Regions from separate parts of the Mus musculus genome. Here region 2 is linked to region 1. Evidence: chromatin contacts called from ENCODE Hi-C data. All regions are on one chromosome and are shown on one strand. Each heading gives the region's core, a stretch centred on a gene start or an enhancer-like site at or near the end of the contact. The rest is flanking DNA. Distances are from core to core; before and after follow the strand shown. Region 1 holds the start of Zc3h15 (zinc finger CCCH-type containing 15). Region 2 holds the start of Tnks1bp1 (tankyrase 1 binding protein 1).

Region 1 (6,452 bases), core at 2,766-5,265:
TGGCTCTCCTGGAGCTCACTATGTAGACCAGGGTGACCTTGAATTCACAGACCTCCCTGCCACCGTGTCCCAAAGACTGGGATGAGAGTCCTTTTCCACCACATCTGGCCACACCATTCATGTTTATGAACACACTTATGGAGCTCTAAGAGACAAGGTGCAGTAGGTACTATTATTCATCAGTAAAGACATCAAGGTCTTACTTACCATAGTCTAAGTTGCTGCTTTCATCATATGATCTTCCATATGAATTCTTTGTTAACTCCACTGACTCACACTTACTGATCCCTGATTTATGTAATTCATCATGGTTTTGTGAAAAAATAAGAACAAGATATAATCACCAATCCTAGGCCATTCATAAACTCCAGAAAAGAATAAAATCCTTATAGAGTTTAGACTTAGCTTCTAAGACAGTAACTGTATTTAAAAAAAAAAAAAAATAGGGGAGCAGGGCAGGGGGAAGGGTATAGGAGGCTTTGGGGATAGCATTTGAAATGTAAATGAAGAAAATAAAAAATAGTAATGCCTGCTAGAGTAGGATTGTCACTAATGTAACTATAGAATGGTCGTGAATGTAATATAAAAACCTTAAGTTTATGGAAAAATAAAAACCTGTGATAAAACCATTCCTACATGGTTAGAAAGAAAACATTTAAGTAATAGGGTTACACCATCAAAGTTGTATCAGAGGACTTATTTTGAGAGTAATACTGGGTGAAGAAATTGGAACAAGATAAAGAAAGTAAAAGCCCCCTCAAAATAGTCCAAGTGAAAATGCAGCCTTGAAATAAGATTGTGCGATTGAAGGCAGGCATCTGAGTTATACTGAAGAGGAGAACAATGTGGCTCATAAGAAAACACTTGCTCACCACATGTAAGGCCTCCAATTCTACCCAAACTGAGGGAGGAGGGGCGTGGCTATGATTTGACTAAACTTGGAGGTTGAAGAAAAAAAAAAACAGTCCACTAACACTTCTAGCTATGGCACCTACATGGAATAGAGACTTTTTTCTTTACTTTTCTTTCTTTGTACAATCATATATGTAAGACCTTGAAAAAGCTCTAAGGCATGAGACATAGTGGTATATGAAGGTGGAAAATAGGAAAAGTTGGCCTCAAATGAGGAATATCAATTGAAGTGACAGAAGCTAAAAACCATTCACTCCTGTGCTAGGGAAAGTGCAGACTCCTAGCACTTATTGCAAGAGGACATGGGAAAGCACCGGAAAGCTATTACTAGGGAACAGGCATGATTGATGGGGGTCATGAAAAGTGGTTTAGGCTTCAGTGAAGCAAAACAATATTTGGAAACTGTACATCTCGACTTCTTGACAAATGCCATAATAGTTATTATAATGGTAGCAAGAAGTATTTCAAACAGAACCAGATAAGTTATCCACTTAAGAAAATGTTATGTCACTGTAGGTTGCGGTGAAGGGTTACAGTACAGAAACTCAAATTGACAGGTTAAAAGAGATTTTACATGCTCTGCTGGCAAGTCTTTTGTCATAGTTTATTTTGGAGGGGAAAATGACTTGAAGGAGACTGTCTGAAAGTCAAAGGACTTGAAGCATTAAATATTTAAATAAAAACACTTCTAGAAGGTACCTTCCCAACTCAGGAGATGAGTCAGCAATTTACATGGTCAGTTAAGTTAGCCTTATTTTTATCAAAAGATTTGGAATAAAATAGCTTCTGCTCACCACAGTGGCAATGTCTATACTCTAGTCCTAAGCCTTACCAGAGTACTACTACCAGAGTACTACTTTGCTGGGGTTTCCATAACAGAGTACTACAGATTTGATACTTAAACAAGATGGAGGCTATATGCACAGAGTAAGGTACTATGCAACCCAAGCTGGCCTTGAGCTTGCTGTGGCCAAAGATGACCGTAAACTTCTGATTCTTCTGTCTCTCCTTCCCAGGTGATGAGATTACAGGCTTGTGCTACCATACCTGGTTTGTATGATGCTGGAAATTGAACTCAAAGCTTTGACTTGCTAGACTCCGTCCTATCCCTGTGTTTGTCCTGTTCCTGTGTTTGCTTTCTTCTAAGGCCTCTCCTTGACACAGACCTTCCCGCTATGTCTTCATGTGATTTTTCTTGCTTCTGTGCACAATATAGATTCTCTCTTATACCAGGGCTCATAACACAAATCTGCAATTCCAGCTATTCGGGAGGCTCAATGGGAGGATGGCAAATTCAAAGCCAGTCCAGGCTAGAAGTTCAAGGCCAATGTAAACAACTTAAGGAGACCCTGTCTCAAAAAAATTTTAAACTCAATTTTTCCTTTTTTTTTAATAAGGACTCCATTCAGATTGGATTAGGTCTATGCTGAAAGTCTCATTTTAACTTACCTATTTCCTTTATAATGCCCTTATCTCCTAATGTAGTTACATTCTGAAGTAGTAGACGTTGTGAGTTTTGAAAACACAATTCAGCCCATAACAGTTCAGTCCATAACAAATTTTGGTTATAAACAACTAAAACCAACTCTAATTTCCATATAAGAGAATATATTAAGAATATTGGTCACATAGTCTAGCATTAGCATGGGATAGGTTTAGTTAGAAGTTAGGAACAAAAGATAATAGTGAACTATGATTTTTCAGCTATGACTGTGAAATTCTAGATTGTTTACAACTTTTCCATACTTACGATTGCCATAAAAAAATTCTTTAAAATTAGAGACATTAAATGAATCACTAAAAAGGGGGATATTAAGATTACTACATTCTGCTACTACAGGAATTCTTAATCAACTTCTGAAGAATAAATAATACAGAAAAGTAAACTGTCACAGTGTTCCACAAAGGCTCCTGTTGAGTTGGGTGACACTCCTAGGGAGAGTGGAACACATGAAGGGAAGTAGATCACTGGGGAAAGCCCTTGAAAGGAATATTGGGTCCCCTGCCCCTAAGTGTCTCTTTTTGCTTTGGTTGCCATCAGATGAACACTGTCCATTTCCCTCATGGTGGCATTAGGGTTCCAAAGTAGTTTTCTGCTTATGAAATTGTTGAAAAACTAATAACTCCCTTCTCTGGAAGGATGATTCTTCTGTTAATCAATGTAGGTAAAACAGTAACCATGCAAAAGAACAGCCATTCATTGTGTGCTTTTTTAAAGTCAGTATTTGGCTGAATAAAAAATAGTAGATTCATTTGCATATCAAAAGCCATACTTTTGGTTTAGTCTACAATATAAACAGAGCCCTGAAGCAAGACTAACCAGGCTGAAATTCTTATCTTGGATTTTACATTTAGCCACCTTTCTTTCTGCGTTTCATCTCAAACAGTGCTAACAGTTAACCATTCGTACCTCAGTGTAGATGTAATGAGTGAAATCGTGTGTGTAAAGTCATTATGGAATTTACCAAACACTTAAACTAACCTTAAATTGGGCTTGGCCCATACTGTTAGGCTAGTTTGACATAGTAAAATAGTGATTTTTTTTTTTCCGGAATCGTTAAGGCAGCCCCCTAAAATTAGTACAGGACTTGAAGAGAAACTAAGGATTTCACCCACTAGGACTCCACGTCTGACGATCTCCAAATGAAACTTTATTTCTTTACGCAACTTCATACTGAAGGTGCTGCATTGCAACCCTGCCCCTCCAGAGGACAAGACAGTAGCTCATAATTGATGCAGCCGCTCCGTGATTACTCAAGATGGTACTGTCCAGTGCTAACTAGATCTAGAACTCTCTACGCCAGGGGTCTATACAAGTGAGGTGAGGAGGCATCACTCGCGGTGCTAATGAAGGACGAAGCCAAGCAAGTGGCAAGCGCCTCACCAAAAGGAGGCGTCACACGCCGCGCCTTTCCCAGTTCCCACGTCTCATCCACGCCCCCTCCCGGCTCGGCGCAGCCGGAGCGCACGCGCAGCTCCACTTCCGGGCGCCTCGCCTCGCGCCCCACAGTGCATAGCGGCGCCGTGCTGTCGCAAAGGCCACATCCGGGCGGCGAATGAGCGAGTCGCTTTCCGTGCGCTGCGGCGGCGGCTGGGTCTTCCTGCTCCCGCCGAGCTGCCGGACGCCCCGACGGTAGCCATCTGCGTCGCAGTCGGCCCGGTGCCCCCCGCCTCCGCGATGCCCCCCAAGAAACAGGCTCAGGCCGGGGGCAGCAAGAAGGCGGAGCAGAAGAAGAAGGAGAAGATCATCGAGGTACGTCCCCTCCCCCTCCCCGCCGCACCGGGCTGGGGCTCGCCGGGCTGCGGAGCGCGGCTCCCCGGGGCCACGTGTCGGCGCCCGGCCCGGTGGGCCCCGACTGAAGTGGTTCTCGCCGCCCCTCATCGCTGTAGTGAGGCCGCTGCGCCCCCGCGCTCGCCGCGTCTCCACCCACGCGCCCGCCGCGCCCACTCGGCCGCCCAGGGACCCCCGGCCCGGCCTTTCGATGCTCACGACTTTCCGCGGCTCCTCGGGCTGTGCCTGAAAAAACAAGCTGAGTGGCGCTCTGGAAGGCCCCTCCTGACTGACCTGACGCCTTGGGTTTGGTTTTTTTCTTTATCAGGCAGTGAGAGGTAGCGCTGTTCATTTTCAAGAGCCAGCGGACTATTTACCACTTTTTTGTTGTTGTTGTTTCTTTTGGTGTTTGGTCCATCTGGAAACTTTCGTGTCAAGAACAGAGGTTTCCCAAAAAGCGTGGCCCAGCGGTTTTGTACAGAATGCTTCGTTCATACATGGAGTCTGAATTAAACGTAGGCTCTGTCACAGTACCTATGTTAAATTGGGAGCTCCCAGTTTACCTACACACACACACACACACACACACACACACACGAGCGTCTTTTAATGCATTGAACTTGTAGGCATTCAGTGAGTGAGGCAAGGTACTGATGTTCTTAAATGTTCCTCAGGTTACAACGATTGTCTACTTGAGTTTCCTTAAGATAGGTAATGAAATTTCACATTCGATAAACGTATTTCTTCCATACTAATCCTCATTTAAAAGTAAATGGTACCTCATAGACTTGGATGTAGTTGGAAGAAAAGATGACTATTTTACAGCATCTGAGTATAAAGTAACCTTTAGTAGGCTCGTTCTTATTAAAATAGCCAGAATGAATGTTTGGGGTTTCGAAATGAGATGTTTGCTTATGATCGTTTTTTTTCAACATTTGATTGTTATAGCCTTGAAAGATAGAAGTGAGAATTCGCCAGGGTTCCTTTATACACGCTAATGAGATTAATCTTTTGTCAGATTGTATGTAGTTAAAGTTGGCTGATTTAATTTAAATAAAATTAATGTGAACACATCTAATAATTTACTGACTGTTGGAGTTCTAAGGTAGAACTGCCGTAGCCAAACATCTGGAAGCAAAACTGTTGCCAAGCAGTGCTGGTGTGTGCCTTTCATCTCAGTAGACAGTTTGCCTGGTCTACAGAATGGCCAGAGCACACAGAGAAACTCTTGTCCAAGGGAAAATAAAAGAAAGAAAAATAATTGTCACCTTTACATCTGAAGAAAAAAATCAGGATTTGGGAGACTTAAATCTCTGGGAATAATAATCTGGTGGCAATTCAATATTGTGCCAACAAAGGACATTCAGAAATAGCATTTTACTTACAAACTACTGAGATTGAATAAATATAAAATAGACCACAAAACAGTAAAATTTCCATTCAAAAATAAATGTTACAAAACATTATAGAATGTATTTCAGGCCACTTGGACCTATAACCACTTTTAATTAATGAGACTAAAGGGTTTTTTGTTTCGTTAATTTTTGTCACCTGACAGTGGAGATGACACTCAGAAGGGCAGAGGCAGGTAGAGCTCTGAATTCAAGAGTAGCCTGGTCTACAGAGTAAGTTTCAGGACTCTGGGCCTGCGCAGAGAAACCCTGTCTCGATCGAAAGACAACAGCAAAATTAAAGTTATTTATAATAGTCTATTAGCCCTAAAAATCATGAATATATTTTGTCTTCCTTCATCTCTAACAAGATTTCGTTGGTTTTCTAGGGGTTGTACCCAAGGCATCACATTCTAGGGGTGAATTCTACCACTGCTCTGTACAGTCTTAGTCAAGAAGGGTTGGTTGGTTGGTTTCTTTAGTGGTTGCAATATTTTTGTTTTTGAAGTAAAGAGAACTCAACTTTAGCTTTCATTAGTGAAGACATCTCCAAAGATACATTCATTAATGCTGACATGGTGGCATACACCTTTAATCCTACTGGGGAGGCAGAAACAGGTAGATATCTTAGAGTTCTAGGCAAACCTGGTCTGCAAAGCAAGTTCCTGGACAGCCTGGGCTCTGTTACACAGAGAAACCAGTTTCAAAAAAAGCAAAACAAATAAGATAAGTGCATTTAAAGAAAGTATTGATTAAAATTATCCTAATACATGCAGTAATAGAATTAAGCCTAGTTTGGTTTATTTTATAATTTCTCTAACACCGTAGCATGTCTTGACAACTTTTGGAGCTATGCAGTGAGTTTATATTGTGGCTTC
Region 2 (6,452 bases), core at 1,863-4,362, 1.4 Mb after region 1:
GGGGGCGGCGGCGGCGGCTCTGAGCTCCTTTTAAAATCACCTTATGAGTCAGGGTCTTACAAGGCTTGAGATAATAGAATGAGGATCGACTTTCTAGCGTAGAGTGGAAACTTGAGTCAGGAGGATTGTAGAAAATGAGTTGTGCATGTTTGTGAAGTTAAGTGTAAGAAGATTCTGGCAAGGGAGGGCTACACCACTTTGTGTTTGGTAACTGTATTTAAAAGATCTTAAAGGAGACATAACAGGAGGGAAAAAACTACCCCACTTGTCACAGCGGCTCTCAATCAGAATTTATCCACGTGGGGGTGGCCACGTCGTTTGCCGCTCTCAGGAGGCTCAGGTGTAACAGGAAGACTCTTCAGTCCGCCAACAGTTCCCTTCGTGCTGCCCGCGCTCTATGGTGCTGTAATCAGTGTAGGCTCAGGGAAAGCTGTCCAGGGCGGTTTCCTCTCTAGGCAGTCATCTCGGTGGCGCTGGGGTAAAATTGCGTCAGTTTCGCCTAAATCTGAATCAGGACCGGCCCCTCATTTACAAGGTCATGAATAATTATGTGGGATCTGTGCTTGTTTGCATATGGTGCGCCCGACTCTGTTTCAGCTTCGTTTTCCTACTCCCGGTTTCCTATATGAATATTCATGAGCAACATGGGGGCGTGTCTCTGGGCGGAGCGAGGGGAGGGGCCCCGGGGCTTGCACTGGCTCGGTCCCGCGGTGACGGTGGCGGCGGCGGCAGCAGCGGTCACTGGCGTCGGGGTGCCTCGCTGAGTGGAGCCGGTCCCGGGGGAGCGCGTGAGTGCGCGGCAGCCGGAGGAGGCGGGGTCTGGGGATGGGGGCGGGGAAGGGCATGGAAAGAACCCGGCGCCTAGCAGCCGGGACCTTAGATTGGGGCGGCAGCGGTGGGAGGGGGTCACCAGGAAAGTTTGCGAGGGCCTGGGGCGCTCGGGCGCTGCGGAGCTGGCGCGTGTGTGCGGGGGTGGAAGGCGTCCGTGCAGTGAGCCAGAAGAAAGCGGGGAGAGGCGAGGGTGGGGCGGGGCCGGGGGCGGGCGGAGCTGCTCGAGGGACCCCCTCCTTGCCCTCACCGGCCCCCTTCCCTAGCTCCCACGGCACGCCCCCATCCACGCTAGGCCGCCCCCACCGAGTCCTCGTCGTCAGTCCTCCGTCTGTTCCTTCGAGGGCTGCTTGGCATCTCGCTCAGTCTTCCGCTGCTGCCGCCCCCTCCTTCTCCACCCTCGTCTGCTCCTCCTCTTCGGCTAGCCGCTCGGTGTCCGTAAGCTCCCCACGGAGGCCCTCCAAACAGCCCCTTGCCCTGGGCTGTTCCATCTTCCTGTTGGCCCCCCTCTTCCAACACTTAGCCCTCCTGATCGCACTAGCTGAACATCCAGTGGTAGACCTTTAGGGACGACCCTGCTTGCCCTCAGGCCCTTCTGAGTGTCTGTCCAGGGCTGGGGCTACATAGCTCCTTTCCATTCTTTGGGGGCAGCCTCTACTCCCAGGGCTGCCTGATTTCCCTAGACCACTAAGAGTGGGGAGTTCTTGAGGTACTGCGATTCTGCAGCTTATGGACATGGCCTTGGTTACCTGGGGCTCCTGGCTGGGGCCTGTGTACTGTAACCGCCTCCCCTGTTGGGGACTCGGAGCCTGTTTTCATCTCTGCAGCTCTTTCTAACCTCAGAGGTGTCCATCAAGCCCCTATCTCAACCGCAGGTGAGAGGGTTTTTCTGTTTTGGACTAGTTTTTCTCCATTTCTAACCACCTTCACCATATCCCTTGTAATAATGTTCAAGGACAAGCAAGCAATCTTGTATATATTTTTAATTTAATTTAATTTTTCTGTCATCTCTCCGCCTTCAAGCGTTATTCACCCACATACAAGGAAAACAGCCCCTGGTAGTTGGCTGATCAGCCTTTTGACATTGACGGAGTTACTGTCTGTACCCTCTTTAAATAAGCTGGGACAGGGTCAAGCGGATGGGGACATCTTTTGCAAAGGCTGGGCACCACAGGTCTCTTAGAATTGAGAACTGTCTTCTCAGAGCAGCTGGAGTGGGAGGGGAGCCTTGAGGTTGGAGAGGGTTGGGTTGCCCTCCAGGGCTCTGTGCATTCCATGTGTTTGGCATGTCTCCCTTGCTCTTGAACCAGAGGAGCAGTGTTCACTAGTCACCACCAGAGCCGGAGGGGGGGCTTGAGAGTGGGAGGGTGCTTCAGCAGCCAGGGTGGGAACTGAGGGGGTGGAAGGCCTGAAGAATTTGAGGTGGGGGGGACATGAAGGAATGGTCTAGAGACGCAGCCTACGGTAGGGGGAGAGGTAGGTAGAGGTGGTTACCAAGGATGCTAGTTAGCTCATGGGAGACACTGAATGGAGTCACATTAATAATGGCCAACTGTTACTTACCACTTCCAGGCTTGGTATTTTGCATGCATTGTTTGACTTGAAACTCATTTAATACTTTTTTTTTTTTTTAAGCAGTATGCCTTAGACTAGTCGCACAGCTCTGAAGTGACAGACCCATTTAGTTGTTAGATCTTACAATATCAGCTCCAGAGGCTCCTGGCACAGGCTACTACCATGTGGCTATCATCTGGTTTAGTTTCTTCTGACCCCTCAAAACTCCTTTAGGGTGCACACCCATTCCTATGTCACAGGCTTTTGCAGGTCCCTCCCTGACTGTCCTGGAAGGGGCAACCCCAGGGAGTTTTCCTCTCAGTTACACCCCCCACCCCACAAGCAATCAAGCCCAGTCTGTCCTCCCTGCCCATCCTGGGCCGGCTCCTCCTTCCCCTTGGCTAGGCCCTGGAAATCCAGTGGGAGGCCATTGCTATGGTAACAGGACTAGGCCCTGGCTTTACCTCATCAAATTCCAAGCTGAAGCCAAAACGATTGAGAAATTAAAGGGAAAAAAATGTATTCCAGATGCTTACTTTTTATTTCTTATGTCCCTGTGTTTGGATGAGACAGCTCTTGAGTGCTGGAGGGGGGCAGGGATGTGAAAGGAGAATGGGGGGGGGGTAGGGAGCCACTCCCAGCCGTGGAGGGAGGGAGGAGAATGGGAAGAGGGGGGCCGGCTGTGGGGCGGAGCCCCAGGTTGGGGAGGAGCGGGTTTTTCCCGTCCCATGAGGTGATTCCAGAGACTTGAGAGTTTCTGGCCTTCTTGCTCCGCTCAGAGTGGACACCTCTAGTGGGGCTCCCTGACCCGAGAGGGTTGCCTCAGGAGCTGTAAGTAGGGTATCACAGGACGGATCCTGGGGGTGGTGTGGGTGGAGGTGGCTCCCTCCTGTGCTGGATCACTGAGGTTCAGAGCCAAGGGTTGGAGAGTCGTGTCAAGAGTTGAGGATGTGGCTGTGGGAACCTTCCCGGCCTCCCCCTGGAGTTCGCTCTTCCTGTCCCACACTGCCTGGGTTAGAAATAGACTTCCTTGGCTAAGCCTGTTGCCTTTCTCAGCTTTCCCTTCTCCACCTCTCCCTTCCCTGGGTCTTCAGTCACTTCGGCCGGCTCACACTGCTTCCTATTTCTCAGGCAGGGTGTGCCCTATGTGATGAAAGGATCCACTCTCAGGGAAGGCACAGCCATGGCTTCCCCACTGCCCCAGGATATGGAGGAGGAGCTGGCGCCTGTTGGCTCCGAGCCAGGTACCAATGGGTGCTGGGTGCAGGGTGGGGCCGTTGGCTGGGAGGAGGGCCGGGGGTGGGGTGGAGGCTGCACCCCTCTTCCGTCCCGGCAGGTAGCTGGAGTGACAGTGGAGGTGAGAGGCAGTGAGTCTGAAATGAGTGCTCACGGGCCTTGGCATCTGGTGGGAGTGAGGTAGAGCCCCAGCCGGTATGGAAGCAGAGCCTTTGAGACAACTCCAGGGAGCCTTGGAGGAGGAGACACTGAGGCACAGAAGGAGAATGGAGTGCCCTTCTTTCTCCCTGTCTAGACTTTTTAAATGCTTAGCTGAATGAGTGGGTGATACAAGATTCTATTATAGAAGGTTGTGGCCGTGAGTAATTCCCAAGGTCTTTTATTTGGCATTACAATGCCTTATATAGAAGGTGGATTTCTGCCCTTGTTTTTTTTTTTTTTTTTTCCTTCTTCCTTCCTGTGGCAGATTTACTTCTGTTTGACATAGGTCAATAGAAAGCTTGCATTCCTGATAATGAACTGGATGACTGAGGTGGCAAGAGGAAGAGGTGCAGCAGGGTGTACAAGGGGAGCTCAGCTAGGGTCAAAACTTCACTATGGAAATGTGGTGTAAAGAAATAGGGCTCCATCGGGTTCCCAGGCTGACAGTATGGTGAGGCCAGGCAAGTGGGTATGCTTATCTGCTCCATTCATTCATTCGATAGGAACCTGTGTTAGGAGCAAAATAGGATGCTAGAGGGATAAGGGGTCAAAGCCCACGTTGTAGGAGTTTGGAGAAGGTAGGCTATATAATGGGATGTGAAAAACCAAGGAAGCCTTCCTGGAACAGGCGGTACTGACTTGCACCTAGAACGATGGGTTCCAAGGTTGGAGTGTGGAAGATTCGGTGCAGCAGGAGTCACAAGAATTTATGTCTCATGGTTCTTCTGACAGTTCCTAATGAATCCTTCCTTCCGAAGGTGACCCACGAGCCAAGCCCCCTGTCAAGCCCAAACCCCGGGGCTTGCCCAGCAAGCCAGCTCTGCCTGCCAAACCCAGCCTCCTGGTGCCTGTTGGGCCTCGCCCTCCTCGGGGTCCCCTGGCTGAGCTGCCTTCTGCCCGGAAGATGAACATGCTGGCAGGACCTCAGCCCTATGGGGTCAGCAAGCGTCCCCTCCCGTTTGCACCAAGGCCTTCAGCTGAAGCAACCGCTGGAGGAGACGTTACCCAAGAGTCTGGGAAGGAGGATGCTGGGAAAGAAGACTTGCCCCCTCTCACACCCCCAGCTCGGTGCGCTGCCCTGGGAGGTGTGAGGAAGGCCCCTGCCCCTTTCCGTCCCTCCTCTGAGCGGTTTGCAGCCTGTACAGTAGAAGAAATTTTGGCCAAGATGGAGCAGCCACGGAAAGAGATCCTGGCCAGCCCTGACCGCCTCTGGGGCTCCCGCCTCACTTTTAACCACGATGGCAGCTCTCGATATGGCCCCAGGACCTATGGTGCCCCCTGCCCCAGAGAGGAGGATAGTAAGTCCCCTGCCAAAGGACGGTCCCAGGAGGGGACAGCAGAGATTCCTGCAGAGTGCCAGGAAGAGCATAGCAAGACTCCTGAGGAGAGGTAAGGGCTGAGAAGAGTTTGTATAGTTCCTTGAAGTCTTAAAGGGGCTATGGAGGAAGTGGGCTCAAGTTTGGGTTATCATCTTTACTGTCAGGTTACTTAGGTGAATTCAGGCAAACCCAGGCTAAGGCCCAGAGCATCTCTGTAGCAAATGGTGGAGTTACTTCTCTCTCTCTCTGTGTGTGTGTGTGAGTCTGTGTCTGTGGTGCATGTGTAGTGTTAGGAATTGAACCCAGGGCCTTGTTCATGCTAGACAAGTGCTTTATCATTGAGCTACATCCCCAGCCCACTGTAGTTCTCTTTACAGAGTTGATACGTGTTATGCTAGAGAGGCATACTATTCAGCAGACTAGTTTGTAGTCCATTGAGTACATATCCGTGCTATTTGGAGGAAGGGATTGATAAGTCCATTTTAGAGATTGGAAAATCAAGGCTCCAGAGTGACTTCCTGGAGTCTCTCAATTTAAATCCCGATGTGTATGATTCTAAAACCTGTGATCTTAACTGCTAGGTCTCATGTGGCAGAGCACCATGCGGGGACCTCAGGGAGGGGTATGTTGGAATCTGTACAGTACAGATTTCCCCTCTGAGGAGGAGTGTGATGCGCTTCAACTAATTTCTGCATAGAGAATTCTTCTATTTGGAGACATTTTCTCAGTTGCACTTCTTACCCATAGCCGGCCTGCATGTAAGGGAGGCCTCCTTGGGTTAGTGGACACATGATCTGGAGGGACATGAGGGATTTGGCCACCTCAGGCTTTTCGGGACAAGAGAGCACCAGCCTGAAGCATGCAGAGCTAGGCCCAGTGGTTGGCTTCCCTCTCCCACTGTGGTGGCCAGGCCTGTTGTGGTCTGCACTGAGCCTGGAGCTGAAGGCCCTGCCCTGCCCTGCCCTGCCCTGCCCTGCCCTGCCCTGCCCTGCCCTGCCCTGCCCTGCCCTACCTTACCCCACCCTCCAGCCTGCCCTTTTCTCACTGGAAACACCTGGTGGGTGTGATGCACCCCCAGGACCAGGGCTGCTGGGAGGCCGTCCTGCTTCCCGGCCTGGATGCCTCTCTCCATCTGAGAAGGGTTCAGTTTTAGAAAATCACCCCCACCCCCAGTCCCCAGTCCTTTAGGAAATATCAGCAGGGCTGCCGGGACCAGTTGTATTCTGGCCAGAGAAGAACTTTAATCCCTCAGGGACTAGGAGAGGAAGACATTTTCTTGGGAACCTCTGAGGGACCTGGACCCACATGATGCTG

Evidence for each region. A loop is a pair of places that touch in the nucleus more often than their neighbours do.
Region 2: a loop to region 1 is called in a map of v-Abl transformed pro-B cells, with 5 times the contacts of the local background. The contact joins the promoter of Tnks1bp1 here to the promoter of Zc3h15 in region 1. A Hi-C loop is called at or near these places in 2 of 37 maps with a recorded cell type or tissue (T-helper 17 cell and v-Abl transformed pro-B cells).

The regions. Positions count from the first base shown.
Region 1 is chr2:83,640,563-83,647,014 of GRCm38, forward strand. Zc3h15 (zinc finger CCCH-type containing 15) reads left to right here and starts at 4,016. Exons shown (of 10, transcript NM_026934.3): 1 at 4,016-4,165. The coding sequence starts at 4,091.
Region 2 is chr2:85,047,348-85,053,799 of GRCm38, forward strand. Tnks1bp1 (tankyrase 1 binding protein 1) reads left to right here and starts at 3,113. Exons shown (of 12, transcript NM_001081260.2): 1 at 3,113-3,213; 2 at 3,514-3,626; 3 at 4,578-5,208. The coding sequence starts at 3,533.